Regions from separate parts of the Homo sapiens genome. Here region 1 is linked to region 2. Evidence: read pairs that join two places in POLR2A ChIA-PET (ENCODE). Cell type or tissue: MCF 10A. All regions are shown on one strand. Each heading gives the region's core, and the rest is flanking DNA. Links, peaks and the distances in the headings are about the cores only.

The links. Peaks named below come from ENCODE experiments on the same cell type or tissue, not always from the same donor. Only the 100,000 strongest peaks of a DNase experiment are listed, where the experiment ranks them.
Region 1: POLR2A ChIA-PET joins it to region 2 with 30 read pairs; 3 of 35 experiments call an interaction of 5 or more read pairs at or near these places.

What each region holds. Positions count from the first base shown.
Region 1 is chr15:83,357,170-83,372,699 of GRCh38, reverse strand. It overlaps LOC105370934 (a long non-coding RNA gene), which reads left to right and starts at 3,984. Exons shown (of 3, transcript XR_932546.2): 1 at 3,984-4,332; 2 at 5,578-5,646; 3 at 6,899-7,662. In MCF 10A, for the core only: no CTCF peak of the experiment used is centred there; a DNase peak (open chromatin) is centred at 7,079.
Region 2 is chr15:83,269,844-83,285,373 of GRCh38, reverse strand. It overlaps BNC1 (basonuclin zinc finger protein 1), which reads left to right and starts at 710. Exons shown (of 5, transcript NM_001717.4): 1 at 710-844. The coding sequence starts at 746. It overlaps BNC1-AS1 (BNC1 antisense RNA 1), which reads right to left and starts at 1,362. Exons shown (of 3, transcript XR_932542.3): 1 at 1,280-1,362. RefSeq lists enhancers at 1-49, 819-1,319. In MCF 10A, for the core only: no CTCF peak of the experiment used is centred there; a DNase peak (open chromatin) is centred at 7,003.

The DNA of each region.
Region 1 (15,530 bases), core at 3,862-11,861, 87 kb before region 2:
TGAAGGGACTGAGGCAGGAGGGGGAGGCTAGGGCAGAATTGTAAGAGCTTTGCCTTCAGCAACTAAAGAAACGACACCTCAATTAGAAAGAACTGTCTGGAATGTAGAAAGGTCAGGAACTTTGGGCGAAAGTAGTCGAGTCATTTTGGAATTTATAGTTGAAGCAAGTGCAGCCTGGGTTGGGTAGGGGAGGTTTCTGAGTGAAGCATAACTAGGCTTGAATCCCAGCTTGACCAGTTAGCTGAGGGAGGGTGAGTGTCGGTTGCCTTATTGGAGGAGAGAGAATAATAACACCTACCCTGGGGACTGTGATGAGATTGTGCAGACAAGGCACCTTGCTCAGTAGCATCTATCACTCTCAGGCAACAGTAGGTCAGGAATCCCTCGGGTCAGGAAAGCAGAATGCCAAACACTTTGGAGAAAACACAGGCTTAACCATGGCTTTACCTAAGGGAAAATATTTCTTGAAAAAGGAAATCCTGGAGGTAACATTTTGAATAATGCAAGTTAGTACCAAGTTAGGAAAGCCATATGGGAAGTTCTCTCATTAGCTCAGGTATTAAAAGCCCATGTCCCACAGATGGAAGGAGGTCACATTTCTTCTTCTTTACCACTCTACCATCTTCCAACTTGCCCTCTACCCTTCTTCCCCATTCAACTACCATCCCACCTCTCCCCTTACCTTGTTCAGTGACGTTTATTCAGTGTCTACACTGTCTACACTCACCTGCCACTTAATCCCGCCTCAACCAATCCGCCCACTCCCCCACCCCTCTAAGGCTGCCCTTGCCAAGGTCACACAGGGACCCACAGCCTCTCCATACATACTTCTTACCTTCTCTGGCCTGGGCAGCATTTCTGTTCAGTTCAGAAAACATTTATTATATACCTGCCCTGTTCAGGGCACAGGGAATCCTCAGGTGACTGTCTTCCTCTTTCTTTTGTTTTGTTTTTTGTCTTTCTTTGAGACGGAGTCTCGCTCTGTTGCCCAGGCTGGAGTGCAGTGGCGCGATCTCGGCTCATTGCAACCTCCGCCTCCTGGGGTCCAAGCAATTCTCCTGCCTCAGCCTCCTGAGTAGCTAGGATTACAAGCACCCGCCATCATGCGCGGCTAATTTTTGTATTTTTTTGTAGAGATGGGGTTTCACCATGTCAGCTAGGCTGGTCTTGAACTCCTGACCTCAGGTGATCCGCCCGCCTCAGCCTCCCAAAGTGCTGGGATTATAGGCATGAGCCACTGCGCCCGGCCCACTTCTTTTTTCTTAAAATTCCCTTGGCTCTTGACTTTTACAGCACTTTCCTTTCTTTCTCCCCTCTCTTCTGCGGGTTCATCTTGCCCAGTCACTCTTTAGGTGGACTTCCATCCTGACTCCCTTCTAATCCCAATTAACAGACTCTTTCCAAGAAAGTTCACCATCAAATCCAGCCCAGATCTCTCTCCTCAGCTGTTGACCCTCATTTCCTGCTTCCAAGGGACATTTTCAACTGAGATCAAGGGCACCTCAGATTCCACTTGTCCGATTTCACAGGCCCGCTGGTCTCACCACACTCTCTCATAGGTTTGGTGGGTTTTAGAGCTGTTTTCCTAAGGCCTGGGAGACCTAGGGCAATCTCCTGCTCTCTGCTCCCCGCTCCCCAGCCTCCCAGCCCCCTTGCCTGCTGCCCTTGTTGTCTAGAACAGGCTTCCTCCCTCTTAAACTGGCTCCTATTTGCCATCCTCTTGGGCCTCCTCGTGGAAGGCCCCTCAAAATTAGCTGGTTGGCTTGTTAGAAATGAAGGTTTCTTAGTACCCACCTTGAACATCTTTTCAAATTTTGAGAGGGAAGGCCCTGTTTGTACATTTTTACGAAGCTCCCCAGGTAATGACAATGCCCTCTCAAGTTGAGAACAAGAGAAAAAAGAGAGGATACATTCTAGATGAATTACAAGCACCAGTGGGTAGGATTTAACAATTGTCTGGATACAGAATGTGAGGGAGAGGGAAGAAAGAGAAGCCCTCCAGAATTTGAGACTGGGAGGATGACATACCAGTGAGTGAACTATAGGAGCCCTAAAATGATTTTTTGTGGGTGAAGACATTAAATTCGGTTGTTTTACCTTCAGTTTGCCACGCTAAGGAGACCTGAGTAGAAAATGAATGAAAAACATTGCCAAGGTCCTTTCTGAAATTACTTGTGTAAATTCAAAACTATCTTTTATTGTTTTCCTTCGCCTAATGTTAAAACCCAAGTTGTAAACCCAAATGAAGGGATAATACAAATGATCTTAAAGTAGACAGATCTGTGTCAGTGTTGACTAGCAAAAGGGGAGAATACCTGGAATTGAATTAAAGCATGAGCTGTAAAAGAAGCTGCTTAATTAGAGCTCAAACTTATCAGCACATCTCTTTCTCCAAGTATTTTCTAAAACAATTATCCTAATTTATGTTTTTGAATTGCAAAAGGAATAGGTACCCCTGAACTCTCACCTGCCACTTTCCAAAAAAAAATTAAGTCTTCTTGGAGAGTCTCTTGAAAATGCTGTCTTGTATTGGCACAGATGTTTATTTGTATTTTAAAATAAGACAACACAATGTATTGATAAAATCTACCTCTACAGAATCAATGCCATGGTCACTGAAATGCAAGATTAAAGAAAAAGTGTGTTTCCTAATTGTTTATACTATAAAGTTAATCCATTGAAATCTGAACCCTAAAATTATAGTTCAGTCTTAACACGATCTAGCAATATAGAAAATTATAACTGAATACAAGGTTTAAAGTTACGAAAGAGAATTAGAAATATAGCAACTGAACCACTGATGATTAAAGAAAACTCTATTGTAAAGACCCAACACTAAGTGTTTCATGTTAACATTTGCTATTTCAAGACTTGTGCTTTTATAGATACGAAAGTATTTAAATTTGCTGTTATATTCTTTATGGCCTTAAATCAGCAAAGCCCAAGCTTCTCCATGACCAGAACCAAATGTTATTTTCTAAAGAAAAGAGCTGCAGGATCAGGGAGGTGTCAAGCAATTCATCAGAAGGAGGAGGACAAGAAGCCAAGACAAACCTTGACTCTTTAGGGCATAGTGCATACTTAACCCTTTATCATAAAATATAAACACTTTTTTTAATGGAAAGAACATTTCTGAATTCATGTTTTCTTCTCAGTTTAAAGATAATTTGAAGTCCTAAATTCAAGTTTAATAACCAGAGATAGAACAGATCATTAGAGCTAGCAATCAATTGCAGGGTCCTCCTTTACAGATGAAGAGTGTGGGATGGGGCAACAGTGAGCCCAGGTCAGTGGCAGAGCTAGGAGCACCTCCCGGGGTCCCAGCGCCCTCCCGCATGTGAGCTCCCACATGTGAGGCCATCATCTGGAGCCTTCTACTTCCACGCATACTTTTTTTTTTTTTTTTTTTGAGACAGAGTCTCTCTCCTTTGCCCAAGCTGGAGTGCAGTGGCACGATCTCAGCTCACTGCAACCTTCGCCTCCCGGATTCAAGTGATTCTTCTACCTCAGCCTCCCGAGTAGCTGGGATTACAGGCGTGTACCACCACACCCAGCTAATTTTTGTATTTTTAGTAGAGATGGGGTTTCACCATGTTGGTCAGGCTGGTCTCGAACTCCTGAGCTCAGGCAATCTGCCTACCTTGGCTTCCCAAAGTGCTAGGATTACAGGAATGAGCCACCATGCCCGGCCTCCACGCATACTTTTAAACTGAATAAAAGCAGTGCTTCTCATTCTTAAGGTCTCCAATGGACACCATCAGAATTAACTTTAACACGTGTCCAAATCCTGGAAATAAAATATAGATGGTAAATTTTGCTCAATCAAAAATTTTGCTCAATCAAAATTTTAATTTTTTAAAGCTAAAACATTCTTCTCATGACTGAACAATTTTCATTTTGAAAAGTTCAGTTGTGTATGTGTGAGTTCATGATGTCATAATGGAGATTGGGTTCAATTCAATAAAGAGATATGAAAGACCTATGTATTGGCCCCATTCTAGAGACGGTGGAGGGCAGAGAGAAATGACATGGAACTAACCTTAAGGAATGCACTATCTAGCCAGGAGACAGACATACAGCCAAATATGTAAGACGGTGGGATAACTCTAGCGGAACAGTTGTGTGCTGGAACCAGCTAGCCAGAGCCCATCTCTGTAGTGAGTGTGCATCTCTTCCCAAGTCTGCTTTTAGCGTCTTCACATTCATGGCTTGAAGGTGGCCATGGTGGGAGTATTTACACCACAGAAATCAGCAAATGCTATGCATCAGGGCCCTAGGAAGGCCAATTATGAAACACCAGCATATGACAGGATAGAAGATGTCAGAGAAAAGGTGCGTTTTGCAGAATGGAAATCTCAGTTTGGCGAGAGCTTTGGATGGAGGAGTAGGCAGTAAGACGAAGGGATGCCAGCTAGAAGGAATACATATATAGAGGCATAGCATGCTTAGGAAAAAAAAGTAGATCAGTGGCTCTCAAACTTAAATGTCCATCAACATCACCTGCAGGACTTGTTAAAACACAAATTGCTGGGCGCTGCCCCCCAGAGTTTCTGATTTAATAAATCTGGGGTAGGGACTGAGGATTTGCATTTCTAACAAGTTCTCAGGTGATACTAATGCTGCTGGTTTGGAGGGCCCCACTTTAAGAACCAACAGAAGTAGATGATGGAATACTCCATGCCATGCCAAAAAAAAAAAAAAAGAACCTGGGATTTTCTCTAGCTCCTCACCTTTTAAAATGTGTTCCAGGGGCCAGCAGCATCAGCATTTCTGGGAGCTTATTATAAAAGCAGACTCTCAGGCCCCCACCTCAGACTTGTTGACTCAGAATCTACAGTTTAACCAGATCACCAGGTGATCGTTATGTGTGTAAAAGTTTGATAAGCACTGCTCTATCAAGCCCACTGGTTCCCAGCCCGGGCCTGCACATTAGAATCCCCTGGAGAGGCTTTTCAAATGTACTTGTGCCCAGGTCCCACTGTAATGCACTTGATTTAGGATTGCGCCAGGGCATGGGTATGGTTTCAGAGCTCCCCAGGTGATAGTAATGTGCAACCAGGGCTGAGAACCACCGCTATAGGCATCACCCTCAGTTAGGAGAAGAGCTCCCCATCAGGGCACTGTAGTGAACATTCTGTGATGGAAGTTCGAAAGAGCAGCCAAAAGCTGCAAAGCCATCACTGCCTGCTGAGAACAGAACTGGAGCAGGGGCAGGCAGATTACTCTCTTTCATGCTTCTCCCCTCTCACCTCACAAATCTCTCTTCCTTTTGCTTGCCTTTGACCTCCTATTCTTTTAGTTTCTCTTTCGCTCTCCCTTAATGATTATATAATATTAGTTAATTTAAAAATTGGTTATAATTATATAACTATATAGCTAATTATATAACTATATATTAATTATATAGTAGTTAATATAAAAACACTTTCCACATGAGCATATCATTTTAGTATGTAAAACACTGAAATGTATATAGTCGACCCTTGAACAACATGTCCACTTATAGGCAGATTTTCTTCTGCCTCTGCCACCCCTGAGACAGCAAGGCCAACCCCTTCTCTTCCTCCTCCTCCTCAGCCTACTCAGCGTGAAGATGACGAGGATGAAGGCTTGCCTTTTTGATGATCCACTTCCCCTTAATGAACAGTAAATATATTTTCTCTTCCTTATGATTTTCTTAATAACATTTCATTTTCTCTAGCTTACTTTATTGTAAAAATATGGTATATAATACATATAACACACATCATATGTGTTAATCAACTGTTTCTGTTATCAGGCTTCAGGTCAACAGTAGTTAAGTTTTGGGAAAGTCAAAGATTAAACCTGAATTTTCAACTGCATGGAAGTAGGTGTCCCGAACCCACAAGTTATTCAAGGGTCAACTGTATTTAGTTTTAACATATGGAATGTTATTAGATAATGTGAAAAGGAGATAGCTTAAAAGCCCTTGTATTCTGAAAGCTACGTGGCTTTCATGTGCCATTTTAATAACAAGTAAATTGAATGTTTTGGATTTCTGTCTCTGAAACAAAACCAATACAACTACTAGTTGAGAAGCTTTGTATTTGCATATGGCCCTTGACAGACCCGCCACCACCCCCATCCCCAGACACACACCTCAGAATTTGACCCTAATCGAAGTTCTCACCCTATTTTAGGGCACGTGTCTATGCAGTGTGTACTATGAGAGCACACTTAGTGCAGTTAGATTATGTAGTCTTCTGGGACAGTTTGGCCATTCTAAGGGGCTTTGCCATACAATAAAAGCCATTAGCACTGAACTTCAAAGACATTAGGCTAAGTGAAAGAAACCAGACACAAAAGACTACCTATTGTATGATTCCATTTGTATAAAATGCCCAGAAAAGGCATACCTATAGAGACAGAAGGTAAATTAGCGGTTACCTGGGGTGGGAGAGAGAAATAACTGCAAATGGACACTGCGGGTTTTTGGTGGGGGGAGGGGATAGAAATGTTCTAAAATTAGATTATTCCTATTGTGGCACAATTCTATAAATATATTCAAAAACTATCTAATTGTACTGGTAAAATAGATGCATTCATTGATATGTAAATTATACCTCAATAAAGCTACTTAAAAATAGCAAATAACTAAAAAATTAGCACTAAATATTTCTCCACCTTAAAATAAGTTCTTTCACCCTCGTCCTTTTCTAGTAATATCCGGTGAAGACGAAGGAGCAAAATGGTTTTAAGGCAGACTCACTTATTTAAGAGAAGTATATATTCCCATTGCCGGTGGTTTGATACCATTTTTATTTGCTTTCAAGTACACTGAGGTCTGGCAAGGCAAGGAAAGGAGGGAGAAGGGGGAAAAAAGGAGGAAAGTTTGAAAAGAAATAAAAGCTATCGAACTTTTTTTTTTTTTTTTGAGACGGAGTTTCGCTCTTGAACCTGGGAGGCGGACGTTTTTAAAAACAGCTGCCTGGAGAAGCGGCCGGACGCAGGGGAAGGCTGCGCTGCCGGAAAGGGTTAACCCCGCGGGCGCCGACATCTGGCAGGAGCGAGGGCGTTGGCAGAGCCCGGTCCGCCCGTACCAGTCTGTACAGGGGAACTGTCCCGCCTGCTGATTTATCATTCCCTAATGTCACGGGGATGGGATGTTGAAATTGTGGCTAGAATGTGAAATACGAAAAACACGAAGATTATGATTTAGCGTCTGGGGAAGATCAGCGTTAGCCTGCAGAACAGCTTGTAAACGGGAGGCATCCTTGGCCCTAGCTTGTGGTTTTTGACTCCAACACTCAAGCTGGGGATCTGGGCGGGCAGAGCTTTCTTGGGTTAGAGCAGACAGGCAAAAGTGGAATTAATAAGAGCAAAACCACTTCTGTGCTGCTATGGGGATAGTGCGGGCGAGCGCCAGGAGGACCAAAGTAAATTTTAATTAAACAGAGACCTGATGTTGAAGGATAAATAAAACAACGTGGGGTGTAAACAGCTTAAATCAGGGATTCAAATGACACCTGCGGGTGTCTAGACATGAGGTGCATCCTGATAATTTATAGTCTCGGAGAAGATGCAGATGAGTAGGATAATATCTGCAAATTTTGCTCCTTAAAAGAAGTAATAGCTTGAATTTTAAGGAGGTACTAAATAAGGGAACTAAGTGGGAGAATGATTTTAACAGTTATCCGTGGAGGAAAAGGGGTTAGCAAAGAAACACAAAACTACATGTGTGTAAATCTTGCATTAAAAAAAGTAAAAGATCAATGCTTTGTGTGATTTCTTGCTTCCCTCCAAGGATTTACATAGTGTGTTGAAGTTTTTCTTTTCTTTCTTTCTTTTTTTTTTTTTTTTTTTTGCATTTCCATCTTTCAGCATGCCCCTATTTACAGGGAAAAATGCAGTTTCCACATTGTTTGTTGGTTATCAAAATAAGCGTTGACAACCGCTCCCTCAATGCTTACAGTTTGTTTTAATTACTTCCTGTCATACCAAATGCATCTACCATATGGATTTTAAGAATTGGCCTCAAGACATGGGCGTGCTGTGTTGAAAGTTAAATAGGACAGCTTGACTACTGAATCTTGAGGTTCATTCATTTGTTCATTTATTTATTCATCCAGAAAAACTACTGCCCCAGGCACTGTACAGAAATGAACAAGTCTGCCTGCCTTCACAAAGCACGCTATCTGCTCAATGGGATGATATGAAAAGTGTGTGTGTCTGTGTGTCTGTGTGTGTGTGTGTGTAGCTGATAGCCAGCTAGAGTACTGAGTCCATTTTGCAACAATAGGTGGAAATATATATAAAGGAGTTATTTTTCTGTCCAGCAATATCGGGCAGTGGAACTTTGCCAGAATTCAGTACTTCAGATAACTGAGGATAATCATTCTTAAGAACCAATTAAAAATTGTAAAAGAATGTTTGCTGGGAATCACTCTAAAATATAGCACTTACTCCTCTGCCTTCCTTTCATTTGGTCATGATGACCCTTGACTACAGTTGCTTTGATACAGGGAGTCAGGGGCCTGGGAGGTTTTTGTTTACTTGTGTGTTTATTGTATGTCACAGTTTCATCCTTATTGTTGTGTGATTTGGGGCCATTAACCTCGCTAACTGTGCTTCTTCATCTGTAAAAGGAGGGGGTGGACTTCACTAGAAGTTCTTTAAAGGCCTGTTCTAGTTTTGATGTTTGTTGCTTACCTTGTGCCATCAGTAAAGTCCCAGTGCCTTTACACCGTGGAAGGTATCGCGCCCCTTTGGAAAACGCCCCTAGTATGTGATGACATGGGACCCTTGTTAGGATCAAGGCTGTGCTTGTTAGAATTGTGTCCAAGGTACCTGTAAGCATGTTCTGAGGGAGGCTGTGTGAAGCTCTTGGAGGTTTCCAGGTCATGAACTCGACGGCCGTTGTGAACTTGTTAGGATGCTCACAGGCTTCTTTTTTTGTTTGTTTGTTTCTCTCTCGCTCCTATTTATTTATTTGGCTTATTTTTGCTTTCGGTCATAGTCTGGAAAATTGAGGTCACTTTAAACCTTATCCCTAGATAAATGGGGTATAACTAGACATATACACCTTCCAGTTGTGCTATTACAAGGCAGAGGGAAATTTTTCCTACTGTGCATCTCTAAATTTCCAGAACAATGGCACAAAATACATTCCACTTTTCTGTGGGTCAGTTTAAGTTAGCTTCTTCTCTAAAACTGCTATCAAGGAATTCAGCAAACATTTATTAAGTAGGCACCTTCTCTGCTCCAGCCCTGGGAGAGTTGCTGAAAATAAGAGAGATGAAAAGCCTGGTCCCTAACAGGGTGAAGTTCCCTGGTATATGCAGCTCACTGGCATAATGTCATGACACAGCTCTGCATGGCCCGCTGGTCCCACCACACTCTCTCATGGGTTTGTAATTCAGATGCATTTGTATGTTTTGCCCCAGATAAAGACCTAAAAAGTGCAAGTGAAATCCCACTGTTCTGTTAAAATAGAAAACGTTTGATGTCGCCTATATTTATGCCTTTTCCAGATATTTTATAATTAAAGGGTTATTGTTATTTGCTATCATAACAATATGATGTAATACATGATTATTGTGGAAATCTTGGAAAATACAGAAAACTTGAAAAAAGGGAATACAAATCTGCATGAGTTGCCCCACTTAGAGGCAACTACTGGCAACATTCTGGCCTATTTCCTTCAGGTCTATATTCTTACTTACTGAGGCACTATGCTAGTGACACTGCAATGAATGACTGCATCCTCCTCTCAGAGCTCACAGCTTAGAGACCTTGTGTTAAGTGTGATGACCTGGAAGTACAAAAAGTAAGTAGGAGGGACTTGACCTCGGGGCACTTCCGTGGACTCTGGGTTTAGGAAAGGGTTTCCAGAGGGAGAGACATTTAAGTTGAGACCTCAGGGCACTTCCATGGACTCTGGGTTTAGGGAAGGGTTTTAAATTGAGGGAGGGACATTTAAATTTATACCTAAAGAATCAAGGGAAGTTGTCCAGGAGATGGAAAGGGTGGCAATGGGGGGAAGGTGTGAGTGAAACGTGGCTTTGGGGTGACTGGAGGGCAGAGGGCAGGGGCCTCGAGGAGGAGGAGTGATAAGAGATGGTGCTGCGGAGGTAAGCCAGGCCCCAGGCAGGGAGCTTATCAACCCAGTTATTAATATTCTGTAGCAACAACTTTGGGTCCTGAGTCTTTCTGGTTTTATTTCATTTTAGATTCTGCACTTCATACCATAGCATAAGCTTGTTTCATAATAATATAAATTATTTTAATGGATATATAATATTCCCCCAATGCATGAGGCGTCATTGACTTAACTGTGCCCCTTTTGTTGAATATGAATCTTCCAAGAATTTAAAACAAAAAAAAGAGTGTTTTTTTTTTTTTTTTTGGGCTTCACATTCCACTCCCCTTATAGTTCTCCATGGTCTCCAGGTAATGGTAAAACTGGAACATTCTAAGCAAGATAGATATATTCATGCTCTTTTACCCCAAATCAGAATTTCGACTATCAACCAGAATCCACTGCCTCATGACTCCTGGCAGCAGCTGTTAAATTCCCTTCCAGAAGTAGAATCAACACAGCTTTCATTTCTTCCTCTAAGCAACCCACTCCTGCATCCAAAGAAAGATAAATGCACAGAACCAGTTTCTAGGTAGTACCAAGTCCCCTCTTCCTTCCTCCACTGGTCTCCCCCTCCTCCCCTTACTCTAAAAAAAAAAAAAAAACAAAACTAGGATCAGAATCAGTTGACAAAATATCAACCTTTTATTAAATAAAACACTTTAGAAGAAAGAATCATCGCAGACAAAAATCGTGTATGACAAAACACACTCTTTCATCCCTCTTAACCCAGGAAAGTTACAAGCACTCATTCATACCTTCATTCATTCGTTTATTCAACAAGTACTTACTTGGTGTTAGGCCACCCTCTGAGTATAGAGTAAGGGCCAAAACCAACCTGGCTGCTGCCTTGCAGACCCTACAGCTGAGAAAAGAGTCTGACGTTCCACAAATAAACATATCAGCAAGCATTTTATGACCTACGGTGGTAGGTGGTGCTATGAAGGTAAACAGATGTGAAGGAAAAAGCATAGCAAATCTAAGGAATTGGAAGGAGGCTGTGGCTGCGCACAATGAGAGAGTGGGAGAATGTTGTCAAATGAGCAAAAAAGTTTTCTCATTTTTTTTCCTCTTTCTCCTTAACATAGCCATAGAACGTCCTGTGGGAGATGGAGTATTTCTGCCCATTTGGAAACTAAAATGTTCATCTTCAGATTGGGTGGGCTTGGCAGTGGGGCAGGGGAACACTTCATGTCACCTTCGATTTCTTCAGCCTCCTATTTCCTTTGGTCTTTAAGGCCCTGAGGGTCAGTAGCCTGGTTATGAAGGCAGCTCTCAGGAAAATTAAAATACTAAAAGCACACATGAATGAAGAAGTTATGTTTATGTAGGTGCCATTTATGTACAGCTCATTGGTTTCCCTTCTGTTGGTTGTTCTTTAAAAGTATATTGTGAAGATAGAATGTTATTGTGAGCACAGTTGTTAATATTAATGTTATATTTGTATTAGTTTGTTCTCACGCTGCTATAAGGACAGGCCCGAGACAAACCCCGGTAATTTATAAAGAAAAGAGGTTTAATTGACTCACAGTTCTGCATGGCTGGGGAGGCCTCAGGAAACTTTCAGTCATGGCAGAATGCACCTCTTCATAGGGCAGCAGGAGAGGGAAGAAGGCACCTCTTCACAGGACAGCAGGAGAGAGAATGAGAGCAGAGTGAAGGGGGAAGCCCCTTATTAAACCATTGGATCTCATGAGAACTCGGTTACTATCATGAGAACAGCATCAGGGAAACTGCCCCGATGATTCAATTACCTCCTACCGGGTCCCTCCCATGACATGTGGGGGATTATAGGATTACAATTCAAGATGAGATTTGGATGGGGACACAAAGCTGAATCACATCAATATCCAACACCTGCAGATTCTCAGGGAAGTAAGATTACCTTTAGACTATATTATTGATGTACTCTGCCTAACCAAAGCAGTTGGAACTCTTTTGGTTACAAGTGACAGAAAACCCAACTCAAGTTGGATTAAGCAAAGAGGGAATTTGCTGGCTCATGTGACTGGATAGTCCTGGGCTAGGGTTAAGTGTCAGGCACAACTCAATGTGGGGGTCAAACGATATTATTAGTACTCAGCACAGCTCTGTTCTTCCCATGTGTTGACTGTTCTCAGACAGTATCTCCCCTCGGGGTCAGAAGGTAGCTGCTGCAGCTCAGCTTTAAATCCCGTAGTGAAAAGGGAGCTGAAGACAACCAATGCCCACCCCGGGAGCTGGGAGGTGAGGGGTGGAAGGAAATCCACCCAGTGCATATGGCTGAGGGTGACGGAGGCAAGGGCCCTGCAGAAAATGCAAGGTATTGAACTTTTTTTTTTTTGAGACGGAGTCTCGCTCTGTCGCCCAGGCTGGAGTGCAGTGGCCCGCGGCTCACTGCAAGGTCCGCCTCCCGGGTTCACGCCATTCTCCTGCCTCAGCCTCCCGAGTAGCTGGGACTACAGGCGCCCGCCACCAGGACCGGCTAATTTTTCGTATTTTTTTAGTAGAGACGGGGTTTCACCGTGTTAGCCAGGATGGTCTCGATCTCCTGACCTCGTGATTCACCCGCCTCGGCCTCCTAAAGTGCCGGGATTACAGGCGTGAGCCACCGTGCCCGGCTTGAACTTTTCTTCTTAAGAAGAAAGGTAAATCCGTCTAAGACTCCTCCTGCCCCCTAAAAAAAAATCACTATACCTCAAACCTAAAGTCTGATAGGACCCATTTGTTACTTGATAGAAGAGAAACTCAAGAGAATGGGCCTTTGTTACTTTCTCAGGAAGCTGAGTTGCAAGTTGAATGTGGGCATCCTCCTTTCATTTTGTACCACTTATTTTCAACCTAACAGAATTTCCTTGAAATGTTCTGATATTTGCTGGGCACCCTTACCCAGCTACCAGTACCAATCCAGACTTACCCTATTTTTATGTATCTCCTATCATTTCATTTAGACTGGGAAGGAAGGGCCATGTCACCCTAAAAACTGAGTCTACCGTTTTTCGCTCATTCAACTTTGAAACACAGCTTGTCTTCCTGTTTGCAGTTGTGAGGGAGCAAGAAATGTAAAATTTTTTGCAAAACGTTTCAAATACTGGAGACTCACTAACATCCCATTTCTGGCAACACCTAGCGGAAAGGAGGACGCAGTAATGAGCAAAACCGTCCTGGGGAAAAGAGCACAGGAGATGAAGTGTAAGTCGTTACTCCTCGGTGATGCAGGGTCCAAGCAAGTCAGGGCTTCTGAGGGAGGCTGCTGCCAAGGGCTCTGACTTGCCTGCCCCGTGGGCCAAGGCTTGCCTTAGCCACAATAGTTTACTATGCCCAGACAAAAAAGGAAATTCATGAACAGAGAGCATGTCAAGTGTATGGCCACTGCCAAGAAAGAGAGCCAGAATCTCCCGGTCGGGCTTTTCCTTGGCCTTTCCGCTTTCACAAGGGTGGAGCCGGGCCAGGTGAACCAACCTGAGCACCTCTGGTACAAGCCTGCGGCTTGCTTGGGAAAGTGAGTGCTTGCAAGGGCTGTTTATGGCTCCTCAGCCTGAATGAGGATGCCCATTGTCACAGAGCTGTGTGTATGCTGTGTGTCTGCCCATCCAGGTTTGCGGGCAGAAGACATGCATGCCTTCCTTGGAGGGTGTGGAGGCTGGATGTGGCTTTCTCCAAACTGTTTTACCTTATTTTTTCCTGTGATGCCCGTCTGCATAGCATCTGCCCTTTTACTTCAAGAAGCTTGCTGGAGAAGATACTAAGGGGCCACATAACGAGGGTGGAGCCACACAGTGTCACTTAGAGCTTAAGGACAGTCAGCACCTCTGGGCTTAGACTAGACAGAACCCATTTATGTGATATGACAGAAGAGAAACTCATGGTATAGAAGGTCTTTGCTACTTTCTCAGGAAGTTGAGCATCTTCCTTTCCTTTCGTGCCAAATTCAACTTAATTTATGAATTTGGCCGAGCCTGACCCCTTACCATACCTTGCCCACTTTCAGGCAGACCATGCACCAACATGGGGAGGCAGGCACTGGAATACAGAAATGTTTGCTGAGGCCGTTTGATGTGCAGGAACATCCAAAGGATAAGCCTGGGGCCCTGATTCCTTTGCTAACTAGGTGGGTGGCATTGGGTGACTTTCTTTCCCTCTATGGGCCACATTCTCTTCAATAGTAAAATACGTAACGGTCAAAATGATTTTCATGGCCTGTATAATTCTGACATGCTAAGACAGGACAGTGCATAAAAACTCACAGTTACCTAAATCACCGTTCTAAGAGGAAACGGGAAAATGCTTGACCATTGGAAGTTCTCTTTCTCCCCCACCCAGGGCCATTGCACAATGCTAGAAGTGATGTCTGTCTCCCATGATAGAGTGAGCACCTCCCTGATGGGGCTGGGCATGGCATAGGGCTGCACATCAGCATGGAGGCCTGGGCTCCCTTTGTACTGGCAAAACACCCAAGGTTCGCTTGGATTCAGGGACCATCCCTAACCTGTCACCATGTGGGAGGTACCACATGGAAGACACAGAGATATAGAAAATACAGTCTCCACCCTCAGGATTTCTAGCTAATCTGAGCTTCTTCTAGTTATTCAATGCTTCTCCTTTTTCTTGTTTACTTCTAAGCTTTGCACATGCTGTGGTCTCAGCCTGAAATGCTCTCTTTGTTGCCCTGTTACTAGGACTGCTATGTACAGCTGTGCAAGTTTCATGCTGCATAATTCTAGATCTGTTTATATAAATGTATATGGTGCCCTCAGAGATGTGTAGTGTACAACTTATACAACTGCACAGCATGGCTCTAACTGCCACCTCCACCCCATTTCCCCTATCTGGGTGTAGCTCATACTCATCTGTTTTCAGCTTAGTTATTACCTTTCATTTCCTTCTGACCATATTCCTTTCTTCCTTCTCTCCCTCTCTTTCTTCCTGTCTCTCACATGTATTGACCACCTACTTTGTGCCAGGACCTGTGCTAGGAGCTGGGTATACAACTGTAACAAAAGAGAGTCCCTGCTCTTGTGAAACATTTATATTGTTCCCCTTCCAGGAAGCCTTCCCTGACTGCACCATAATTGTATCAGGTGCCTGCTGACTGACCAATGAACAGCTCTCACCTGCGGACCTTGTGCCCTAGAATATAGGGCCTCTGGTCTGAAGGAAATCTGAGGGTAGGAGGGCCTGGGGGAGACTGAGCTGGAGCTCAATTCCTTCCAGTTTCCTGTCCTTAGGAGTGCCCTGGGGCATTTATGAAGCTCATTAGTAAAGTATCAATTAATGTGGGGCCCAGAGCGTGGCTTCTTCCTGCCAGGGAGGCCACAAAGTTCCAGAACGTCCCAGGGAGGAATGGGGCACCACCCAGGCCTGCCTCCTGGGGCTGCAAAACAATCCCTAATGAGTCCTCTCCAGGGGAGGGTGAAGTCACCTGCAAGGAGGCAGCTGAGCCGAAGGTGTT
Region 2 (15,530 bases), core at 3,521-11,520:
ACTGAAGCCACTGAGGCCCAGAGAGCAAAGCCATTTGTCCTGGGAAAGTGGTCAAGCTGGGACTTTGACTCTTCAGACCACCCAAGGGAAGGGGTGTGTGTGTGTGTGTGTGTGTGTGTGCGTGTGCGGTGGGGGGCGCTTGTTTTGAGTTCTTAAGAAAACCTCCTGGCGACCCCCTTCTTCCACATCCCAAGACGCTCGTCCCGCACTTTCTCGGGAATGAGGTTTCTGCAGGCGAGGGCGGCGCTGCCTTCTTCCTCCGCGGCAGTGAGACCCCGAGGGCGCCCCAGGGTAGGAGGGGAGGCCGAATCATCTCCTGAGAAGAGCGCCAGAGAACTTCAGAGCGTTTCGCCCTTCCCCGGGAGAGGCAAACACCGACACGTCTGTGTCTTTTACCAACAAGTGCCTTCAAGCCCGGCGGGGGCAGACACCTCCGCGCCGGCCGCCGGCGAGGTCTCCGCGGTCTGCGGGGGCCACGGCCTCGCCTCAGCTGCGCTGATTTAGGGCGTTATCCGGTCCCGGGGCGGGAGGCGGCCTCCCGGGCGGCGAAGCAGCGCCCGCGGCGTGGGGCGACCGCGCGGTGGGCGGAGGGGCAGGGGGAGGGGCGGAGAGGCGTCCCCGGGGCGCAGGGGGCGGGCGTGCGGGCACACGCGGTGCGCGGCGGGGGCGGCCATCGTGCTGCGCAGCCTGGGCGCTTGGGGAGCCGCCCACTTCGCCGGGTCGCGCCCCGACGGCCGGAGCGTGGATGCGGCGGCGCCCGCCGAGCCGGGGCGGACGCGGGGCGGCCCGGGCCCGGGAGACGCGCCGGCAGCCCCGGCACCGCAGCGGTCGCAGGATGGCCGAGGTAAGCGCGGCGCCCTCCGCGGGCGCGGGGATTCTCTGTGCGCGGAGCAGGCGGCCCGGGACGCCGCTGGGCTCCGGCTCCCGTGGGTACCCGAGGGCCACCTCCCGAGGGCCAGCTGGCTACCTGCGCGGCAGCGCGGCCCCGAGGCGCGGCGGGAGGGACCGTGGTCTCCGGCCGGGAGGCGGCGGCGGGGGGGTTGGGGCTCTGGGACCCGTCCCTGCCCGACGTCCCGGAGCTGGCAAACGGTCTCCGCGCCGGATCTGCGGGCGCGTCGGAGGTGCCGGCGGGCCAGCCTGTGGAAATCGGCGGCGGCACTCGGCGGGTACCCTACACGCCACTCTCTGCCGCCCGCACCCCAGGCTTCAGCCCAGGACGTTAGGACTTGCTGTTTCCACCTGTGGGGGTCGACCCCTTCTTTTTTTTTTTTTCTTTTACCTCAGAATTTGTGAAACAGCTGATATTTCACACTGGCCGTCTTTCTCTCCGGGGATTGTTTCTCTGGAGAACGGGGCGCGCGGCAGCCTCCGGTCACTGAGGAGAACTGCGGAGACGGGCGGGCGGCCGTGAGGAGGCTCCCGTCCACTGCGGGACAAATCTTTTGTAGAGCAACAACAACAACAAAAAACAAAACAAACCCACAAGAACAAAAAACCCACGACTGAAAGTCGCTATTTAGACAGGTCCGGTCCGAAAGCTTCCGGGACACAGACCGAGCGTTGACCGTGTGCGGGGCAGATTTGACCAGCTTCACTGCGGACCCTGGAGTCCTTGTCGCGGCTCCGCGCGAGGTGGCCCGTCTTTCAGAAAGCGCTGGGACGGGGCTAAGGCGCTTGGGCTCTGGGCTGGAAGCCGGGCCGAGCCGCGTCCGCCGCTCCGAGGTTTTCCTGGAGTGACAGGAAGTGGGCCTGGGCTGCGGAGCCCGCGGCTGCGCCTGCCGCTTCCTTCAGGGGTTTGCATGGGAAGCGCCGGGACGGGAAGCCCCCGGCCCCCGACTTCGAGCTCCCTTAACAGTCCCGCCCAGCCTGGCCTTGGGACCTGCGAGCGCGTGGCTCGCCCGTCTCGGGAGCGCCCCGTCGGTTCCGTGCTGGGAGCCGGGCGGCGGCGGCGAGGCTGGGGGCCGCGGGCGGAGAAGGAGGAGGCCGCTGCGGGGTCTCCCGCTGCTCCTCCGGAGCCGCCGCCCAGACCCGGAGCCCCGCCGCCGCCTGGCTTTGCCGGAGTTCCTCGGGATTTGTCAGCCAGATGTGACAAGATTGTGGCGAGGCGAGTGAAGGAGATCTGATATTAATCAGCGCGTAGCTCCGAGCCAAACTTTCACAAATGCGGTGTAGAAACATGTTCTTCTCATTTAAGGCATCTCTTTGTGGCTGCGGGGCTGCCACCGCTCCGAGTCTGACAGTTAAGTGGAATGCCATCTCCCAGCCTTAATTGTGTGAGTGAAGTTGTGTGTGGTTGGGGGGCGGGGGGCATCAGACGCTCGGGGGTTCGGTAACGTCCCCTGGTTTTATGGCTGTGCTCGCCTCAGTCCTCTGAAGGCCAGGGCATTTAAAGCGGCCCAGACGCCTGGTCTCAGCCAGGCCTCTTGCTGTTAACACTTAAGGGGCCTAAAAGAGGCCCCACCGGTGTCCTGGGAATCCCTGTCAGGGAGAGAGAGAGTGTGTGTGTGAGGGAGAGAGAACATGTGTTACTGCATAGGACCACAGAGCAGATGTAGCAACAATTTTTTTAAAAATATATTCTTTTCATCAAAGCGACAAGATTTTGGCTTGACAGTAAGTGAATTGAAAAACAGCATTTGGCAGATTTTTTTTCATTCGCTGTTTATTTAATTTGCTATTCGATTTTATGGGATCTCTTGATAAGATTCTAAGTCTTCGACCCTGAGTTTGCAAATACGTGTTAATGTATTGAAACTTTTGTTCAGTGATGGATACACTGACTCTCTTTTCATTGATCCCTTCCCAGATTCGTTGATACATATTAAAACCTTGTTAAAATAGTTTGTCAAAATAAAATTTTGTACATCATATAAAAGAACATTACTTCAGATGTTACAAATTGTACTGGATTTGATTTGCTCTTTAAAGAGGTGTGAAAAGATGGCTTCTCCTTTTGTGATGATGAATTTTAAGAAATAACTTTATTCTTTTTGGCATACTTTCAGATGGTTAAAACGAATAAGATACGAGTCATCGTTTGATTTCTCATCTAATAAGTTTGCTAACTAATTTCACCAAGAAACTATTACTATTTCAAGTCAACTGTTGGTTGAACGTGTTCCTGTTGTAGTTAAATGCTGAGAAGAGGTGGTGAAATCTTCACCTAGCACACATGATGCTCACACTTTGGGAACTCGTAATTATGTTCAGGCATCTGCATAATTTAATTTGAATATCATCTGTACCTATAGTGTCCCTTCAGACTAGTAAGGATTTAGGGACATTCTCCTCCTTCAGAAAGTGGTTAAAGTTCTTTGGCCATTGATACCTACAGTGATCTGTTTGCTGTGGTTATAATTCTCATTAGAAATATTGACTAACATGAAGTAATTGCCTTGGAAGCATGAGATTTACTGGAGGGCTATTTTATGTTTTATTGCATCTCCCCCATGTAGCAGTTAGGCCTGCATCCCAGGCCCATGCCCACTTTCTGTACCTCAAGATCATCAGATTGGAAAGACGATCCAACCCGATAGATGAGAGAGAAAAGCCATACAGGTTTCCCTGTGGAACAAAGTAGTTGTCCCTAAGCACACATTTGTCATTTATGAATGCCTAGGGATAAGTATAAACAGGGAAACATTTTAAAAGTTCAATTTGTCAGTAAAATTAAACTGCAGCTTATGGAGTGGGGGGCAGAAGTGTCTTTTAGCTTCTGTATGTGGCTTTAGAAGTAATTTTGATGTGGCCATTAAAAGGGATGCCCTGAAGGTTCCACAGGGTAAATTACTTACAGGAGTGTGCTTCACCCCAGGGTGAATTTTCTCCTCTACAGATGTCATTTAGAGTGGGTTACTTTTGTCAGAAACTGTCCTTTTTAGAAGGAACTGAAAATACCTTAGCTAAGGTAAAATCTCAATGATGAGCCACCCATCTTTTTAGTATCTAAAATCAAGATTTTAGGGAGTTGGTACTTTTCTTTTAATTACGTAATTCCAAGTGTTCTACTGCAGAGTTTTTGTTTCTTTATTTTTGATGACTTCTCTGAGAGATGTTAAAGATAACTGGATTCTGCTCAAAAGAAGCATCTGGAAAGCATTTCTTTTTCCTTTTAAACTGGTTTCCACCTGAAAACCTTATTTCTGCATATCTTGTCATTCTTTGAAGTCCTTTTCCTAATTCTGGAAATTCCAAGCTTCCACTGTGGCACCATTTCTCTGCACGGACACATGCCTATTTCAGCCGAAGAGGGTGGGTATAAACAGAGAACAGACTTGTTTCTCCAGGGTCCAATTTTGGGCCTTCTCAAACCTCACATAGTTAGTTATCGGCAAACAGACTGTCACTCTTGCCGTCTACACATGGACTCATTATTATAAACCAGCCTAACAAATCACAGGAGGACTCTGCCTTGGGGAAATGATAATTTCATTCAACTAATGTGAAACAAAAGAGAGATGGAGAAATAAAATGTGAGGGTCAGGTCCAAACAGCCCTGTCCATAGGGAAATAGTTGCCTCAGGTAAACTCTTAATTCAGGGTTCTAACATTTTTTCATATAGTTAGATTAGTTTGATGGTCTCCTACAGATTATTTGTGTGATCCTACCAAATACTCAAACCTCAAATTTCTTTTCTAGTTGTACATCAGCTTCCGGAAGTGTTGTCCTTTTTCTGTAGTCCTCTAATTGTTTCTTGCATTATTCATTATGAAGGTAAAATTTTTATACTGTCAACTCTTAGCATTTCATGATACTTCACACTGAATTTGAAGCAAGGGATCAGGATGGCATAATTAACTAAGTTTGATCTTTTCTTTTTAAAAACTTAGTTTCAAAAACCTAGTTCTCAATGAGTCCCCAAAAGAATGTTTTACAAAATCTTACTTAGAAATGTTCACAATTTCGTCTTTATTTTGTATCAGCAGCAGTAGTGAAGTTGCATTGCTTATGTAACTTAGGTAAAATTATGCTAAAGTGTAAGTGTTTTGCTCTGTATTTTTTTCCTCAGGCTGATTCAACTATGTTCGGAAAGTTCCCTTTACATGCAATTAATATCTTTTGGTTTTTTGTTATCAAAGGTTTCTAAAGATTACCTCTGAGGTTTCCCAAATTAGGTTATAAAGGAAAAAATATATCCATATAATTTACATTTCTGTACAGTTCTTAAATTTTTTTAAAGAAGAAATATTTGGCTTGGCTTTTAAGGTAGTGTTTGCATGTTTTTCAGCTATTTCATAGATTTTCAGTTTTTGAAACTAATAATTTTAAGAAAAAAAGCACAGACATTAAATTATTTTGGCACACAGTTTATACTTTGATTCATAGACATCAAAAGAACAAGTATTTTCCCCATCACAGTCTTTGAACTAAGCAGCTAGAGAACACTACAAATGTGTCATGCATACTTTAAACTCACAGGTAGACTCAGCCCAATCAATATCTGTCACTTGAAGGAGCTCTACCTCCCACCTGCCCTTTCTCTGCCAGACCCTTCTCCATGCCCTCAGTCTTTGGTCTCTCATTTCATCCTCATACTTGGAGTGAGAAACCAGATTTTGTCCATTCTCCTTTAGTGTTGTGTTTATATTGCAAATGCTGACTACCTGGTTTCTGAGGCTCCCCACATCTCCTTTTAACCATGCTTGTGGTAAACAGTGCCTCCCCATTGTAGAAAGCCAATGATCCTATGAACCCAATAAAGAGACTCCTGGCTGCTCATCTGGACAGCCCAGGCCCACCTTATTTTGTCTTTCAAGGTAGGTCTCACTGCCCGTAACAGAGACCTGTGCTCTGTGGCCCAGGCTCCTTGGCCTGACACATATGTACATGTTAAGCTTTACATTGTACCTAGGCTTGTGGTATTTCTTGCATGCACTGATGAGAGCATGCCTTCTTCCTGGAGGAAGCCCTCTCTGGCCTCTCTGTACAACCTTGACTTCTCCATTTCTCCTATCCCACTCAAACTATTTAATTTGGGGGAGAGTAGGAGTTTGACTTATTTTTTTCACTTTTTATTATAGAAGATTTCAAACAATCAAAATTAGAATGAAACTTGATGTAATATGTGCTTGGGGATTCAACAGTTACCAACTTTGGGCCAGTCTCATTTCATCTGTATTTCCTACCCATCATAACCAACACTAGATTACTTTAAAGCAAATCCTAGGCATTATATAATTTCATTCATATATATTATAATATGAAGCTCTAAAATACAAAGGCTCTTTTTTAAAAAACCAGGGCAATATACCATAGAGCACCTAAAAAATTAACAATAACTGTAATGTCATTAAATTTCTAATTGGTGTTCAAATTTCCTTGATTACCTGACAAACTTTATATTACAGTTGGTTTCTTCAAATCAGGATTCAAGTAAGGTCCGTACATTGTCTTTTTTAATATATAGGTTCATACTTTACTTTTTTCCTTGCAATTTATTTGTTGAAAAAGCTGGATCATTTGTCCTGTAGAGTGCTCCCTGGTCTGAATTTCAATGATTATTTCCTTGTAGTATCATTTAAACATTCCTGTATCTCCTGTATATTCTTAAATTGGAGTTGAGTAAGAGGCTTGATCCAATTCAGGTTTGAACTTTTTTATCAAGAACACCATATGTGTGGTGGTATGTATCCTTCAGTCCAGAGACAAATGGCCTCCTATTTTTCATTAGGAGTTGCGGAATGGTGATACTCCAGTTCTTCATTTATTTGATCCACATTCAGAGATAATCTTTGTCTCATCAATGATTTTTTTACCCTGAAATACAGGTTATATAGCAAAGGATACACATTTGATTTTTTTCCTTTGTTTACCAATTTTCAGAATAGTTAGTTGGTTTCCTAGCATTTTCTAAAAGTGGCCAATGAGTTTTGTTTGTTTTGAGTATATTTTGAATTCCTAGATTTTAACACAGTGAATGACTCATGCTAATTTTTGACAAATCATATTCTCTACTCTGCTGTTTTTGACCAACCCAGTTGTGTGATTTTTTCTTGCAGTCATTCAAGTCTTCCCTAGTGTCAGACACTGGCAATTACTCATCTTTGTATCTCCATGAAGCTCCCCATGGTTACCAAGTACATAGTAGATGCTTTAGAAACAAACAAATAAAAACCTTGTTAAATAAATGATTATCATTTTCTTAAACTATTAGTGGAAGATGATGGCATGATGTGTTGAGTGTCTGCCCCATGTGTGTTTCTCAAGGTCAGCTAAAGTCCGACACTCTCACCTGCAGATAAGCTGCCTCACATTAAAGGACTTAGTGGGCTTCACCTCTCTTCTTCCCGGTTGTCCTTATTACCTATTTGGCAAAGGGTGATACTATTTTTCAGAATCCTAGTTGTACCTCTGTGGGTTTTCATATGTAAGAAAAACAATGGGAAACTTAAAAAGAAAAAGTGAAAGGAGTGAAAAGTGAGAGGTGGGAAGGTAAGGAGAAAAAAAAAATCCAGTTCTAATAAGGAAAGTAAGAAGTGCAGAGGCAAAGTAGCTCCAAAGAGCAGTGGGGTAGAGAATTAACTCCCACCCTTGAATGATGCAGTTTCCTAAACCAGGAAGGCTAGCTCTGCAGCCACAGAAAGAGTAAGAATGACAATTTCACAACAGGTTAAGTGAAGCCAGGCTCTCCACCTAGACACCAAAGGTAGCCCAGCTGCTTTAAAAGATGTCTTGTTTTATGTGTCCTGATTGGCAGTTTTTGATATGCACGTTAGCAACAATTATCTATATTCAACATTTAAAAAGTACTACTTAGAAAAAACTGGCCAGGCGCGGTGGCTCATGCCTGTAATCCCAGCACATTGGGAGGCCGAAGTGGGCAGATCATGAGGTCAGGAGATAGAGACCATCCTGACTAACATGGTGAAACCCCATCTCTACTAAAAATACAAAAAGTTAGCCGGGTGTGGTGGCATACATCTGTAGTCCCAGCTACTCAGGAAGCTGAGGCAGGAGAATCACTTGAACCCGGGAGGCAGAAGTTGTAGTGAGCCAAGATCCCACCACAGCACTCCAGCCTGGGCGACAGAGCCACACTGTCTCCAAAAAAGAAAAAAAGTGAATCAGGAGTTCAAGACCAGCCTAAGCAACATAGTGAGACCCCCGTCTCTATAAAAACATTTTTTTAAAAATTAGCTGGTTATGGTGGCATGCGCCTATGTGAGATTTGGGAGGGCGAATAAAGTGGGAGGATCCCTTGATCCCGGGAGGTAGAGACTGCTGTGAACAGTGATCACTGTCCTCCAGCCTGGGTGACAGAACAAGACCCTGTCTCAAAAAAAGAAAATCCTGAAGCATTTTTATTGTAAACTTGGTGGCTGTTAAAAAGTGATTTGTGGTTTGCCAGACTGGGTTTTTAAATTTAAAGTTGAAGAGTTACGATTTTTTTCCACTGAGAATCTGGCATAGCCTTAGAATCTCACACGTAAGAGAGGACCACAGACTCTAAAACTTAACTTCGGTGATCTCTGCTAGTGAGTCATTTTCCACGTGGTTTTTACATGGCCCTCTCCATAGTCAACTGGAAGATCAGTGTGTAAACTAGAAACTGCATTTGGCTGCAAATTAAAAGAATTCCTAAATAATAGTTGCTACTCTTTCTTCTCAGCCATCCTTAGGGCATGACCTCGGTATTGCCTCATAGTCACAAAATGGTATCTGAGCTCCTGCCATCAGGTTCTTGTTCCAAGAAAGAGGAAGAGGGAAAGGCAGACAGGTCTTACAGTAGAGTCATCTGCTATTTATGAGGAGTTTTCTACAATACTTCACCCAACAATTTGTATTGTATACCATTGGTCAGTACTTAAGTCACCTGACCACCAACTGAGACTTGGAAATTAAATTTATTTTTACTAAGGCATATTGGGGAAAAAGATAACTGGGGGAAAAAGATTAATAATCAGTAAGCATAGTACAGTTCTCTCATTGATTTGTTCAATCATTCGTTTACTTTCTCAGATAATACCAGTGGAGGGCTTACCAAGTATCAGGCCCAGTGCTAAGTGTTGGTTTGGAGTTTTAGTTGTTTCATTGCCTCTTGCAGGAATGATTCATTGTGAAGCAACTTTTTTAGGGGCTTTTACCTTAGATATTTTTGGTAGCTCTGTGCAGAGTCGGACAACCAGAGCCCAGAAGACCGAAGAACTTACTTGTTGTGGGTCTGGCAGCAGTAACAGTCTCACTGTTTTGATTGATTGCTTCAGCTCCCCATCTGTGTATCCACATTAATATGGCTAACAGGCCTCTGAGGTAGGCAGGAGTAGGTTTCCAGCCCACATGATGGCCAAAGGCACCAAGGCATGGAGCTGAAGTTTTTACATGGCTTAACTGGAAGTAAGACATAGGTTGAGGCCAATCCTAGGTTTTACTACCTCTCAGTGAAAGGTGCCCGGTGAGGTGAACGGGAAGGGGCTCGGGCTCCCCAGCCCTGCAGCCAGAGGTATCTTTTTAACAGGGAGATTATATTCATTTCATACATAAAAAAAAAAAGGCTTACTGTTAAAATCCAGACTCCTTCACCTGCCCCACAAGGTCCTATGCACAGTGGTCTCTGACACCTGTCTTATTCTCATTTTCTGCTAATAACCTCAACAACTTCACTCCAGCTACATTGGCCCCTTAACTCTTCCCTGAACACCCATCTCTATTGTGCCTGAGAGCCTTTGCACTTGCTATGCCTTCTCCCTTAAATACTTCCTCTCTCTCCAGTCTGCACATGACCAACTCCTTGGCATGCCTTGGGACTCAATTCACATGTTACCTCCTCAAAGGCTCTTGATGATGACTCAATCTAAAACATTCTTACTCCTGTCCCTATCCCTCCATGCCACCCAGTTAAATCATTAGCATAGCTTTCTTCTTAGTTTTTTTTTTTTTTTTTTGAGATGGAGTCTCTGTCGCCCAGGCTGGAGTGCAGTGGCACAATCTCGTCTCACTGCAACTTCCACTTCCCGGGTTCAAGCAGTTCTCCTGCCTCAGCCTCCCAAGTAGCTGGGATTACAGGCATGCGCCACCACGCCTGGCTAATTTTTGTATTTTTAGTAGAGATGGGGTTTCGCCATGTTGGCCAGTCTGGTCCTGAACCCCTGACTTCAGGTTCCCTGCCTCGGCCTTCCAAAGTGCTGGGATTATAGGCGTGAGCCACTGCGCCTGGCCTCTTCTTAGTTCTTTCATAACACTTGCCTTATTCTGAAATGATACTGTTTGTTGTTCATTTCCTGTCTCTGCCCTTTAGAATATAAGCTCCTTGAAGGTAGGGACCTTATCAGTTTTGTTCAACATTTTAATCTGTAGAATTTAGAACAATGCCTGGCTCATAAATGCTCAGTAAATACTTATTCAATGAATGAAATGTCTTTACTGTGTGGAACTTTAATGTCCCCATCTGCAGAATGTGTATGATAATACCTAACTCTGAAAGTGGTTGTAGGAATTAAATGAAACCATAACTGTAGTTAGCACCAAATACTGATATTTCAAGGCGTAATCCTCCCCTAGTATCCAAATTTGAGACCATCCCAGTAGCCTGTAAGTTCTTTACCTTCCTCATCTATAAAATCGGGATAGTAATACCTAATCTCCCTGGGTAGTTGTGAGAAAGAAATGAAATAATTCTTGTACACTGATTAGTACAGTATCTCACATGTAATAAATGCTCAATAAGGCTCACCAACTGCGTGACCCTGGGCATGTTACAAATCTTCCATAAATTTAAGTTTCTGAGAATAATTCTCTCCTCACAGTACTGTAGTGAGGTTTAAAATAGATCACATGATAAACCACGTCAAAAAGCAGATGCTGGAAGGGTGGCTAATCTACCTACCATTGAACTCAGCCTTGTCCAGTAGAGCTTTCTGTGATGATGGAAATGTTGTGTATCTCCACTGTCCAATAGAGTAGCCACTATCTACATGTTGCTACTATGCACCTGAAATGTGGCTAGTGTGACCAAGGGGCTGAATTTTACATTTTATTTATTTATTTATTTTGAGATGGAGTCTCACTCTGTCACCCAGGCTGGAGTGCAGTGGCGCGATCTCAGCTCACTGCAAGCTCCGCCTCCCAGGTTCACACCATTCTCCTGGCTCAGCCTCCCCTGTAGCTGGGACTACAGGCGCCTGCCACCACGCCCGGCAAATTTTTTGTATTGTTTAGTAGAGACGGGGTTTTGCCGTGTTAGCCAGGATGGTCTCAATCTCCTGACTTCGTGGTCCACCCACCTCGGCCTCCCAAAGTGCTGGGATTACAGGCGTGAGCCACCGCACCTGGCCATTTTATTTAATTTTAATTAATACAAATGACTCCCTTCAAAGGGCCAGTGCTGTGAATCTGGGAACCCCAAAATTCCCTCTTCCCCTTACCAGTTAGTCCCCCAGGAATATCCCCCTGGGTTTATCTTCAGTGAAATGAAAGTATATGCACATACTAGAGATGAAAACAGCCTTGAACTAAACAGTTTTTATTCTGAGCTCAATTCAAATCCCATGAGAGACCTACTCTGTCTGGCACTGAATATCTATGTATATACCCAACTATGTGCCTAGCCTGATCACTGCCAGGAATTCAACTCAGCATCTCCTGACAAGAGGCCTGTGGTAGCATCTCCTCAAGCCAAAGGTAGAACAGGGTGTCCGAGAGACCAAGTGGGTCCAGGAGCGTGCCTAAAAACTAGGTCATAACTTTCTATCCCAAGACTGCAAAACCCAATCTTCCATCACATACTAGGTGTGTCAGTAGTTTTTAGATAAATGAGAAAACGATAGTTACGAAAAAGCAAACCAGGATTTTGAATGTTGATTTGTAGCACATCAAAGTGATTAATAACAATTCTGAAAATAGTCTGATTAAGATGAGTGCATTAAAAAGCAATGATTGTGTCTTGATGAGTTCAGAATGTTGTAAACATCTGCTTTATGTTTCTGAAGAATGGAACAAGAATGGATTCCAAAGGCTATACATTTTAAGAGTTTTCCGTTTTGATTTACATGAGTACTTTTTGTCCTGTAATTAGAATATTTTCATTTAATTTCATTTTAGAAGTTTTCATTTATCTTTAGATAATGGTGCTGTAATTTTACTATGTCGTGGAGTTCTAAGATGGGTGGAAAAACCCAAGGGCCTTGATATTGGAAGTTTTCTTAGACACTGTAATTAGCTTTTTTAGTTCATAAATAATTCCTCTGAGATTTATTTCCATAGATGTTTAATGAGCTTTATTAAGCCTTATTCAAATGGGCTCATGGAGAACCACAAGAATATTTCTCATAAAGCTGCATTCATTCATTGAATTATAGACAAAATTATTTAAAATTATCCCGAAACTGAAGCTAAAATTGCCCCCAAACTAAAACTATAGGCCCCAAATGCCCATGGGAGTGGTATAGGCCCCCCCCCAAGGGCATTTGGTAGTGTCTGGAGACATTTTTGGTGGTCACAACTGGAGGGTAGGGTGTAACTGGCATCTGGTTTGTAGCAGTCAGGGATGTTGATCAGATGTCGTACATACAGAACAGCCCCCCACTACAAAGCATTATCCAGCCAAAATGTCAGTAGTGCCAAAGTTGAGAAAACCTGACCTAGGTGACGAGATGCAAAAAATAAGTTTCAGTATTAATCTATGAAATGTGCTTGGAATTGTTCCCTCTATGATTTTGCTGTGCTGAACCTGAGACAGTCACCTGGTTTCCTGGGTTGCGTGAGCCTTTTGAGCAGAGTCTTCAGGAAGCATGTGCTTAAGGACATCTCTACTTCTGGTTAAAGCAGGTCTTATTTTCCAAATAAGCAAAATGTGAATTTACTCATATAATTCCAACATCTTGTTTTTAAAGAGTGAATGGGGCCTGGTGCAGTGGCTCACACCTGTAATTCCAGCACTTTGGGAGGCCGAGGCAGGTGGATCATCTAAGGTCAAGAGTTCGAGACCAGCCTGGCCAACATGGCAAAACCCGTCTCTACTAAAAATACAAAAAAAAAAAAAAAGCCAGGTGTGGTGGTGCATGCCTGTAATACCAACTACTCAGGAGGCTGAGGCACAAGAATCACTTGAACCTGGGAGGTGGAGGTTGCATTGAGCCGAGATTGTGCCACTGCACTCCAGCCTGGCCAATAGAATGAGACTCCGTCTCAAAATAAATAAAAATTTTAAAAAAAGGAATGGCATTTTGAGGGATATAATCCAAAATAAGAACTTTTCTCCCTTTTAAAATTTTTCTGTAAAATGGTCATATTTATAGAATCAAGATTGTGAAATATTTCAGAGGTTTAGTACTGAGTGTACTGGTGCTATTGAGAATGTAGCAATAATTGGTTCATCCGTGAGCTGATGTTCAGAGGGTTGCAGCCAAGTTTGAGATGCTGGACAACGTTTTAGGTGTATTACAAACTAAGTTAATCGTGCCTTTTAGAATTTTTGTTTTGACAGTGTGTAATGTAAATTCAACCATCACTCACTTGTATCCTTTAACTTACATTCAAGGTAACTATATAATTATGTATATAGGTATACTTACATAGATGTATACTGTTCATGTATTTAATACATTTGTATGTGTATATGCAAGTAGAAACTCTGTAACCAAAAAGTAAAATAGTTTCTGTCATTAGAACAGTGTTTCTTGATTTTTTTTCATTAACCTCCACACCTAAGGAGATTTTAGACATTTTTTCTTAATTGTGCCTCTCCAAAGAAATTTTAGGATCACACCATTGCGATATAGGTTTATGTATGTATGTACATCTGTGTTTATACATAGAGTAATTCTTTCACCCCCCAAGACCAATTTTTATTCCTTTGGGGATGATAGCATCACCCTTGAGAATGCATGCATTATTAAAGTGAGTGTTAATCACATGGAGTTTTTTGTATTATACTGTACAGTTTACAAGAGCAAAACCTTTTCTCCCACATTTCCTGTTTTTTGGTAGCCTCTTGAATGGATTAGGTAATGCTGTTGCTATTTACTGTACACCTCAGTTTTAAACAGCCCTATTCCGCATCACCTGAAAATGCCTAGCTGCAGCTGTGTTCAAACCCATTCTAGTCCAAAATAAATCGTAGAAGACAGTCAAATCATGAAAAATTTAACCTGTATTTAAGCAGGGTCACTGGTTTTTTTGTTTTGTTTTTTGAGGCAGAGTCTTGCTCTGTTTCCCAGGCTGCAACCCCTACCTCCCAGGTTCAAGCGATTCTCCTGTCTCAGCCTCCTGAGTAGCTGGGTCTACAGGTGCATGCCACCACACCTGGCTAATTTTTGTATTTTTGGTAGAGACAGGGTTTCACTATGTTGGACAGGCTGGTCTTGAACTCCTGACCTCAGGTGATCTGCCCACCTCGGCCTCCCAGAATGCTAGGATTACAGGCGTGAGCCACTGCACCCAGCCTGTGTTTTAATAATATTTTTATTGAGATGTAATTGACATACCATGAAATTAACTTACAGAGTGTACAGTTGAGTGGCTTTCAGTATATTCATAGAGTTGTGCAGCTATCACTGCTATCTAATTTTAGAACATTTTCATCACCTCAAAAAGAAACCATGGTCAAAATTTGAAACTTCTGTGCTTCAAAGGATACCATCAAGAAAGCGAAGATAACCCAAGGATGGGAGAAAGTGTATGCAAATCATATATCTGGTAATGCACGTATATCTAAAATATATGGGGGTCTTGTATAACTCAATACTAAAAAGGTAAACAACCCAATTTAAAAATAGGCAAAAGATCTGAAGAGACATGTCTCCAGGGAAGACATACAAATGGCCAATAAGCACATGAAGAGATGCTGAGCACCATTCGCCATCAGGGGAATGCAAATCAAAACCACAATGAGATCTCACCCACAGTCACTAGGATGGCTCTAATGAAAAAAACAGACAATAACAAGTGTTGATGAGGATGTGGAGAAATTGGAACCCTCATACGTTGCTGGTGAGAATGTAAAATGATACAGCTGCTTTGGAAAAGTTTGGCAGTTTCTTAAAACATTAAACAAGAGTTACTATGCAATCCAGTAGTTCTAGGACTATACCCAAGAGAAGTGAAAACATGTGTCTACCATATTATTGTACATGTTCCTTTTGGGGAAGATGAAAATGTTCCAAAATTAGATTGTGATGATGGTTGCATAACTCTGTGAATATGCTAAAAATCATTGAATTGTACACCTTAAATGGGTGAGTTATATGGTATGTGTGAATTGTATCTCGATAAAGCTGTTTTTCTCAAAGATGAAAACAAACCAAACAAGAACACACTCCCTCCAACTACTACCCACTAGCAGTCACTTCTTATCCATACCCTACTCTCCACAGCCCCAGGTAACTACTAATCTGGTTTCTGCCTTTATCAATTGGCCTGTTCTTGACATTTCATGTAAATAGAATCACACAGTCTGTGACTTTTGTGCCTGGCTTCTCTCACTTAGTACATAATATTTTCAAAGTTCATCCATGTTGCAGCATGTATCAGTATTTCATTACTTTTTATTGTTCAGTAGTATTCAATTGAGTGGATATATCACATTTTGTTTATC